Linked DNA regions of Homo sapiens: region 2 is linked to region 1. A link is an interaction called in ENCODE POLR2A ChIA-PET data of the cell type or tissue named here. Cell type or tissue: PC-9. All regions are shown on one strand. Region 1 overlaps MRTFA (myocardin related transcription factor A). Region 2 overlaps MRTFA (myocardin related transcription factor A).

Region 1 (5,000 bases):
TACAGGTGTGAGCCACCGCGCCTGGCCAATGCACTTTAATAATATAATCTATGTTATATCTACTTTTTCTTTATAATTGTCTTAGTTCATTTTGTGCTGCTGCAACAGAATACCTGACACTGGGTAATTTATTAAGAACAGAAATTTATCTCTCATAGTTCTAGAGGCTGAGAAGTCCTAAGATCAAGGAACCAGCAGGTTTGGTTGTCTTGTGAGGGCTGCATCCTCTGCAGGGGAAGAAGAACGCTGTGTCCTCATATGGCATAAGGCAGAAGGGCAAGCCACCCGAAAGCTGTGTGAAGCCTCTTTAATAAGGGCTTTAATCCCATTCATGAGGGAGGTTCCCTCATAGCCTAATCATCTTTTAAAGGCCTCACCTCCTAATACTATCACGTTGACAACTCCTGAATTTTGGAGGGGACATATTCAAACCATGGCATTACTTATTGAACAGTAAGATTAGCTACCATGTATTGACTACTTCTCTTGTATCGGGCACTTTAAGTAGTTATGTCATTTAACTCCAATAGCAATTCTTTAAGATAAGTAAAATTTTACTTTGCAAGAAACTGGAACCTAGCTGATAAATGCTGAAGTTAGAGTTTAAACCCTTGACCTCAAAACACCTGACTATTAAGCCATGTAGTCTCTTGATTAGATACAGTATGAGAGAGGATGGATAAGACTCATAGATAATTTTTTAACTTCATTTTGACATAAATGTCGATCCCTACAGTCTAGATGTTATCGTTAGCAGGGGCTAATTTTGAGTTTGAGGTCTTTCCATTTCCCTTTGCCTGAAAGTTGGCAATGATGATAAATTACTAAGAATTCAGTAATTTGTGAGCATCTGTTGAAAGACAGTGGACTAGATGCTGTGAGTATCTGATAATGTTTATTGAGTATCCATTGCATAGAGCTCTGTTTTATTTTGTGGCCAAAAAAAGTAAACAACATGGCTAATCCTTTTCCTCAAAGAGCTTAGCATTCGGTTGGGGATAGATATAGTCATTATGCTACAAAATAAGAGGAAACTTTATCCTGAAGGTACAGCAAGTAGAGGATCAGCTTTTTGAGAAGGTTTCTTAGAATAGGTAAGTTTTAAGCCATGTTTGTAAGATGATGGACATGAAGGGGTGGCGGGACTGAGTTTCCTCAAAGATACTATATCCAGAGAATTCATTCCAATTTGGAATGTTTCATAATTTAAAAAAGAGTGGCATGGCCTTTGTCACACATCTTGAGGTTCATTCTAAGTTGAGGATTCTGATCAAATCCTCTTCAGGTTTCTCACTTACATAAGTAACTGCTTTCCTCTTTCTTTCCTTGTCATTTAGATTGCTTACATTTGTGTGGGTGAAGTTTTAAGATCTAGTTTCAGAAAATAATTTTCAGTTCCTTGTTTTCATAAAAATATTAGAATTAGAAGTAATGTTAAATTGTTTTTCACCACTCATCTGGTTTTATTAATCAGAAAAGGTACTGTTTCCTAACAGAAAGGCTGATGTGATGTACTGACTTGTTTGGAACCAGCCATGGCCTAATTTCTGATTAGATATAGCATTTATCTTGAGATTATCTGATAATTTAAGTCTTTGTATTTTTTTAGAGACCAGGTCTTCCTCAGGCTGGAGTATAGTGATGTGATCATAGCTTAGTACAGCCTTGAACTGTTGGGTTCTGGTGATCCTTCTGCCTTAAATTTCCAAGTACCTGGGATTACAGATGTGAGCTACTATGCCCAGCTACAAGAACTTGAGTCTTAAGAAATTTGAGAAGTCTAGGTTAATTTTTTTTCAGCCACAAAGCAATTAGGTAGTCAGTTATGAATTTTTATATCTAATTTTCAATTATAAAATATTTGTTTTCTTAAAATAATGAACTTATGCAGAGAAGGCTCATCATCCTCAGTTCAGTTTTGAACTTTATTTACCATTTACATTTAAAGCTGTGAAATTAATTTTATATAAATTTAACTGAATCTTTTGAATTAATCTATGAAGTTTCAGGCAGTTTATTATTTTTTAAGTATCCTGGGAATTTTTTTTTTTTTAAACTTGAGACAGTCTTGCTCTGTTGCCCAGGCTGAAGTGCAGTGGCACGATCTCAGCTCACTGCAACCTCTGCCTCCTGGGTTCAAGGGATTCTCCTGCCTCAGCCTCCTGAGTAGCTGGGATTACAGGCATGCGCCACCATGCCTGGCTAAGTATTTTTAGTAGAGATAGGGTTTTGCCTTGTTGGCCAGGCTGGTTTCCAACTCCTGACCTCAAGTGATCCACCTGCCTTGGCCTCCCAAAGTGTTGGGATTACAGGCGTGAGCCACTGCGCCCAGCCAGTATCCTGGGAAACACTGATGCCTTCTTTGCAGTACAGCCTTGATAAAGACTATTTGTTGTTGATCAATAATATCGGAGTCTCAAGCTAAGTATATGTGATAAAGGACACTCCACTCTAAAAATAACATTATAGGCTGGGCACGGTGGCTCACACTTGTAATCCCGGTACTTTGAGAAGCCGAGGCGGGCAGATCACTTGAGGCCAGGGGTTCGAGACCATCCCAGCCAACTTGGCAAAACCTTTGTCTCTACTAAAAGTACAAAAGTTAGCTGCGCATAGTGGCACACGCCTGTAATCATGCCTGGCCCCCAGACTACATTTCTGATTTTGTTGACAGTTCATAATGTGGAGAAATTAATTGTCTGGTGACATCTGAACCACTTAAAAAGAGTAAATGGTGATACATTATGGGATGATCACACAGTTGTGGTGAAGCACAAATGAACAGATTTCTAGCCTTGTTAGTTCAGTTCTGCATCTAAAGTGAAGAACCTGCCTTTGTGGTTTCTTTAGACTCTTCTTGATGATACACAGTACAGCTTGGAGGCCTTTAAGCAGAATAGAGCAGAGCAGGGAGGCACAGGTTGTTCAGAAGCTTTACTAGCTGCTGGTTTCCCTGTGCGTAGATGAGGGTGTGTGGGTGTATTGGGGAAGGGGGATGGGAAAAGTGGAGAAGGGGAGCAAGTAGGTATCCTCTGTGACACTAGGAAGGAAAAAAGATCCTAGCGTTTCCTGGAAGCGTGACAGTTAATCTACAGAGGACTATCTTCATAAAGGAGATTGTAAACCACCAATAAAAGAAAGCAATATGGGGGGAGGATGGAGTTCAGCGGGCAGCGGAGCTGTCTCAGTCTTTGCCGCCGCGCCGGCGAGCGCCGCCCGGGAGGCAGCGGCTGGAGAAGCAGACGGGCCCCGCGGGGCCCGAGGGCAAGGAGCAGCCGCCTGCCTTGGCCTCCCAAAGTGCCGAGATTGCAGCCTCTGCCCGGCCGCCACCCCGTCTGGGAAGTGAGGAGTGTCTCTGCCTGGCCGCCCATCGTCTGGGATGTGAGGAGCCCCTCTGCCTGGCTGCCCAGTCTGGAAAGTGAGGAGCGTCTCCGCCCGGCCGCCATCCCATCTAGGAAGTGAGGAGCGCAGCCGCCATCACATCTAGGAAGTGAGGAGCGTCTCTGCCCGGCCGCCCATCGTCTGAGATGTGGGGAGCGCCTCTGCCCCGCCGCCCCATCTGGGATGTGAGGAGCGCCTCTGCCCGGCCGAGACCCCGTCTGGGAGGTGAGGAGCGTCTCTGCCCGGCCGCCCCGTCTGAGAAGTGAGGAGACCCTCTGCCTGGCAACCACCCCGTCTGAGAAGTGAGGAGCCCCTCCGCCCGGCAGCCGCCCCGTCTGAGAAGTGAGGAGCCTCTCCACCCGGCAGCCACCCCATCTGGGAAGTGAGGAGCGTCTCCGCCCGGCAGCCACCCCGTCCGGGAGGGAGGTGGGGGGGGTCAGCCCCCCGCCCGGCCAGCCGCCCCGTCCGGGAGGTGAGGGGCGCCTCTGCCCGGCCGCCCCTACTGGGAAGTGAGGAGCCCCTCAGCCCGGCCAGCCACCCCGTCCGGGAGGGAGGTGGGGGGGTCAGCCCCCCGCCTGGCCAGCTGCCCCGTCCGGGAGGGAGGTGGGGGGGTCAGCCCCCCGCCCGGCCAGCCGCCCCGTCTGGGAGGTGAGGGGCGCCTCTGCCCAGCCGCCCCTACTGGGAAGTGAGGAGCCCCTATGCCCGGCCAGCCGCCCCGTCCGGGAGGGAGGTTGGGGGGTCAGCCCCCCGCCCGGCCAGCCGCCCTGTCCGGGAGGGAGGTGGGGGGGTCAGCCCTCCACCCGGCCAGCCGCCCCGTCTGGGAGGTGAGGGGCGCCTCTGCCCAGCCGCCCCTACTGGGAAGTGAGGAGCCCCTCTGCCCGGCCAGCCGCCCTGTCCGGGAGGGAGGTGGGGGGGTCAGCCCTCCACCCGGCCAGCCGCCCCGTCTGGGAGGTGAGGGGCGCCTCTGCCCGGCCGCCCCTAATGGGAAGTGAGGAGCCCTTCTGCCCGGCCAGCCGCCCCGTCCGGGAGGGAGGTGGGGGGGTCAGCCCCCCGCCCGGCCAGCCGCCCTGTCCGGGAGGGAGGTGGGGGGGTCAGCCCTCCGCCGGGCCAGCCGCCCCGTCTGGGAGGTGAGGGGCGCCTCTGCCCGGCCGCCCCTACTGGGAAGTGAGGAGCCCCTCTGCCCGGCCAGCCGCCCCGTCCGGGAGGGAGGTGGGGGGGTCAGCCCCCCGCCCGGCCAGCCGCCCTGTCCGGGAGGGAGGTGGGGGGGTCAGCCCTCCGCTGGGCCAGCCGCCCCGTCTGGGAGGTGAGGGGCGCCTCTGCCCGGCCGCCCCTACTGGGAAGTGAGGAGCCCCTCTGCCCGGCCAGCCGCCCCGTCCGGGAGGGAGGTGGGGGGGTCAGCCCCCCGCCCGGCCAGCCGCCCCGTCCGGGAGGGAGGTGGGGGGGGTCAGCCCCCTGCCCGGCCGGCCTCCCCGTCCGGGAGGTGAGGGGCGCCTCTGCCCGGCCGCCCCTACTGGGAAGTGAGGAGCCCCTCTGCCCGGCCAGCCGCCCCGTCCGGGAGGGAGGTTGGGGGGTCAGCCCCCCGCCCGGCCAGCCGCCCCGTCCGGGAGGTGAGGGGCGCC
Region 2 (5,000 bases), 60 kb before region 1:
GTTTCCTCAACTGTAAAAAATTATGGATAATTTAGGTAAATATACGTCTTAGTGTTGTGAAGATTGAATGCATACACATACAGTGCCTCATTTATAATAAGGGTTGGCTATACAAGTCTCTTTCGGATATCACTTCCTCAATGAGACCTCTTTTGGTCATTTAATCTAAATTAGCCACCTGGCCCCCAGGCACATAATGCTTATAGTTATCCAAAAACTTTTTATTGTATATTTATTTTCATTTTTATGTCTCTCCCACTATAATGTAGGCCCAAGAAAGCGAAGATATTTTCTGTCTGTTGTACTCCCAGTGCCTAAAACAGTGCCTCATCACTATGCATTTGTTGAGTGAATTAATGAAAGTCAGGTCTACCCCAGAAGGTCTTTTGTTTTTTTTTGAAGTGGGGATCGAGTCTCGCTCTGTTGCCCAGGCTGGAATGCAGTGGTGCGATCTTGGCTCACTGCAGTCTCTACCTCCTGGGCCCAAGTGATCTTCTCACCTCAGCCCCCGGAGTAACTGAGAGTACAGGTGTGCACAACCGTGCCCAGCTAATTTTTGTATTTTTAGTAGAGACGGAGTTTCACTGTATTGGCCAGGCTGGTCTTGAACTCCTGATCTCAAGTGGTCCTCCCGCCTTGGCCTCCCAAAGTCCTGGGATTGCAGGCATGCACCACTGCACCCAGCCTACCCCAGGAGGTCTTCATGAGTTCCATAAGACTGAAAGGCAATTTATGTTGTTTAGTTAAGGGAAGATGTTCACATGTATACCTAACACACATGGTAGGGGCTTGTTGGGAATGGTATAGAGAAGTAGTCAATAAAAAGGGGTTGAGCCATGGTATAAAATACATATTTTACTTTTTTTCTGTTTTCTTTTTTAAAATTTCTGTTTCTTCTAGCTGGTGAGTTCACGTCCCTATACATAAGCTCATGAGCTTACTTGTGTCTTTAAATCTGAGGACAGCTGATTGCCCCTCAGCATTATAAAGTTAGAACTTTGGCCAGGCAGGGTGGCTCATGCCTGTAATCCTAGCACTTTGGGAAGCCGAGGTGGGCGGATTGCCTGAGCTCGGGAGTTTGAGACCAGCCTGGCAACATGGTGAAATCCCGTGTCTACTAAAATACAAAAAATGAGCCGGGAATGGCGGCGTGTGCCTGTAGTCTCACCTATTCGGGAGGCTGAGGCAGGAGAAAGCTTGAACCCGGGAGACGGAGGTTGCAGTGAGCCAAGATCACGCCACTGCACTCCAGCCTGGGCGACGGTGCAAGGCTCCGTCTCCAAAATAATAATAATAAAAATAATAATAAAATAAAGTTACAGCATTATTGAGCTTCTTCTAAAATAGTGTAAGCAGAAAGTGCTGATATGCAATTAGATACTCAGCGGTATTTGACAATTTTAGGAATCAGAAGGATGGTGAGGGATGGTCCAAGATCCAGAGTAGGTGATCTGAGACTAGGAATTTATGAATTATCAACTGAGTCAGGTTTGAAAGCAATATTATTATTTCCTTATATCTGTAACTCAGCCTCTTTCCTCTTTCTCAAACTCTTCCTACTTTTCTTCTGTTATTCTCTTCCTATTCTTGTAATCTTTGTTGTTTCTCATTGTCTTCATTCCCATGTTTTCCTTCTCGTGTACCTAATGGAAACCCAAATGACATTTCCATTATTTTTCTTTGGTCCCTCGACCCAACATGCAAAATCAAATTTATTATCTCCACAGATAAAATTCCTCCTCTTTTCCCTATTTCTATTAGCAGAATACTGTTGTAATGACTGCCCTGGCTTAAAACCTTTAGTAATTTTTGACATCTGTCTCTCCTCCATCCCCAACAATCAAACAGAAACACATTCTATCTTATATAAATCCTGTCTTCATTCATTATTAACGCGACAAAGATTTGAGTTCCTGTTCTGTGCCAGGTACATTGTATGGTCGTTCCCTTCTTTGCATTTAACTACCCCAATTCAGGATATCAACACATTATACTTTGCCTAATGAAGTAGCTTTGTAACCTCCCCCCACAACCGCATATTTCTTTTTTCCAATCCAGTCTAACTCCACTGCCATATTAATTTGCTTGTACTTGAACCATGTGATTGGCTAAACTGTATTGCCCTTTTAGAACATAGTTCACATTTTCTCACATCTATGACTTTGTTCATTTAAGTTATGTCTCCAGCTTCCTGAGGGCAAGAACTTTGTTTTATTTACTGTAATCCTCAATACCCAGACAGCACCTGGCATGTAGTGGGTAGTCAATATTTGTTGACCAGATTGGTCTTGAACTCCTGGGCTCAAGGGATCCTCCCCGCTTGGCTTCCCAAAGTGCTGGGATTATGGGTGTGAGCTACTACACCTGGCCCTCTCTAGAAGCTTTTTCTGATCTTCTGTGTATTTATACCTGGGACAGAACCCTCTTTCCTTTTTTTTTTTTTTTTTCTGTATCTGTGCTGACTTTGTATATATGATGTGTTTGCTGTAAGGTTAATATACGTAGTAAATTAACAAATATTTATTAAGTTCTTTTTAAATTTCAAGTATTGTATCTGGGTACTTGAGACAAAAAAACCAGTAGAATGGAGTTCCTTTCAGTGAATTTACCATCTACTGGGAGATCAATCCATGATAATAGTAAAAGTAAGCAGTGATAAAAGCAATCTTGGGATGTTGTGGAAGCCTAGCCCATTCGAAGGGGATGGATAATAAAGAGAAGGAAGTAGGATGGGGAAGAAGAGGCAATTCTAGGCAGTCACAGTAAAGAGCCGCATAACTGGTACCAGTGATTAGAGTGTGAATAAAGGGGAATGGTGAGAAATGAAGCCAGTAGTGAAGGGGCCGGTACTGTTGTAATTGAAGAGGCAGTGTTATATTGTTACTGTTATCCTTTTTGTTGGGGGAAGAGGAAATATTTGGATGACTGATTCCCTGTAGAACCATCAAGAGGAGGTGAAGTGAGCAAAGGCCAAGTAATTTATGGACTGGTCATAAATTATTTTTTGCCATTGGCTATTTGTCACCATTGGCTGTTACCAAAGGGTATTTATCACCTTGGCTACCCAATTCGTTGAGAACTCTATAGATACCTAGAAGTCTACCCTGCATCTTACTACTTTGAGATGACCACTTAAGATTCTTAAGTTTTTTCTGTTATTCACCCCCATGTTTCCCTCCCTCCCTCCATTCCCCCCTCCGTCCGTTCCCCCTTCCCCCCTTCCCCCTTCCCCCTTCCCCTCCTTCCCTCTTCCCCTCTTTCCCCCTTCCCTCTTCCCCCTTTCCCTCCTTTCTGCCTTCCCTCCTCCCCCCCTTTCCCCCTTCCTCTCCCTCCCCCCTTACCCCTTCCCCTCCTTCCCTTTCCCTTCCCTTTCCCCTTCCCTTCCCCTTCCCTTCCGTTTTTCTTTCCCCTTCTTTTCTTTTCTTTCTTTCTTTTCTGCTGTTGAGAAGTCTGATGCCATTTATTACATATCACAATTTTGTGGGTGAGGATTTTGGACAGGGCTTAGCTTAGGGATTATTCTGCCTGCTCCATATGGTATTAACCTGGATCCATACAGTGTTAAGTGTCATCTCTTAGTGTTATTCAGCAGGTGACTAGGCTTGTCTGGGGTGTCCAGGATGGCTTTGTTCATATGCCTGGCACCTTGGTGTGGGGATGTCTGGAAAGCTGGACTCAGCTGGATTCCTCTGCCCTTCTGTGTAGTCATGAGACCTCTTTTTTTTTTTTTTTTTGAGATGGAGTCTCGCTCTATCGCCCAGGCTGGAGTGCAGTGGCACGATCTCGGCTCACTGGAAGCTCCGCCTCCCGGGTTCACGCCGTTCTCCGGCCTCAGCCTCCTGAGTAGCTGGGACTACAGGTGCCCACCACCACGTCCGGCTAATTTTTTTGTATTTTTTGTAGAGTTGAGGTTTTACCTTGTTAGCTAGGATGGTCTCGAGCTCCTGACCTCGTGATCCACCTGATGAGACCTCTTTTTAGGATCTGTCCATCAGGGTAGTTGGACTTCTTACATGGGGGCACAGGGCTCCAAGAGACCAAAGTAGAAGCTGCCAGTCCTCTTAAAGTCTAGACCCTGAACTGGCATACCATCACTTTCACTGTTCTCGATTGGTCAAGGCAGAGGCCAGCTCAGATTCAAGGTCAAAGGAAATAAACCCCACCATTAATGGGAAGGAAGTGTCAGGTAATTTGCAACCATCTTTAATCTGCCACATTACTCTTCCATGTGCTTTCCATTGTTTTGTTATATTTTTCTGTTGCTTGTACTCCTCGTTTTTAGATGATTTCCAAGATGAAGAAGGAATAGGAAGCCCTATTATTTGCCATCTCTAAAGCCTGGTAGTTTTTAAGGTGTCTGAAGATAATGGGTGTGGTAGAGACAGAGGCAAGGGCAGTTAATTAGCCAAGACTTGATGTTTTCCTCATCTTCTATACAGTAACTTTTTTTTTTTTTTTTTTAGACATAGTTTCACTCCATCATCCAGGCTGTAGTACAGTGGCACAGTCTTGACTCACTGCAACCTCTATCTCCCAGATTCAAGCAGTCCTCCTACCTCAGCCTCCCGAGTAGCTGGGACTACAGGCATGCATCACCATGCCTGGCTGTTTTCCTCATCTTCTACAGTAGGACGTAGGGCAGTACCTAGTACATATATAGTAAGCTATCAGGAAACACTTGTTCAGTTGATTTGAATTCCTTCATACCAGATTTTACACACACACACACACACACACAGACACACACACACACAGAGATACCCATACCCACCCACATCCACCCCCACCACCCCTACATACCTGCTGAGACAGTAAGAGTTTTCAAGATTAGGTTTACTGCATTGAAAATAAATCAATGAGAATTAAAGTAAAAATATGTCCAGCTAAAAGAAAGTTCATTAATTGATTGAAAACAGTTTTTTTACCAATTGTTTAAAAAAAATTTTCAGAAGAACCATACCATTTGGTCGCATAGAACCACCTTTTTGTCATGGGTCATG

The links. Peaks named below come from ENCODE experiments on the same cell type or tissue, not always from the same donor. Only the 100,000 strongest peaks of a DNase experiment are listed, where the experiment ranks them.
Region 2: POLR2A ChIA-PET joins it to region 1 with 10 read pairs; 5 of 35 experiments call an interaction of 5 or more read pairs at or near these places.

What each region holds. Positions count from the first base shown.
Region 1 is chr22:40,500,979-40,505,978 of GRCh38, reverse strand. All of the region lies in intron 3 of MRTFA (myocardin related transcription factor A), which reads left to right. Among named protein-coding and RNA genes, the nearest start is that of MRTFA-AS1, 18 kb to the left of the region's middle. In PC-9, no CTCF peak of the experiment used is centred here; no DNase peak of the experiment used is centred here; H3K27ac peaks cover 2,030 bases.
Region 2 is chr22:40,560,951-40,565,950 of GRCh38, reverse strand. The region is part of intron 2 of MRTFA (myocardin related transcription factor A); the gene reads left to right. It overlaps LOC105373037 (a long non-coding RNA gene), which reads right to left. Exons shown (of 5, transcript XR_001755550.2): 2 at 4,961-5,000; 3 at 4,801-4,836; 4 at 4,557-4,645; 5 at 1,485-1,643. Among named protein-coding and RNA genes, the nearest start is that of MRTFA-AS1, 42 kb to the right of the region's middle. In PC-9, no CTCF peak of the experiment used is centred here; no DNase peak of the experiment used is centred here.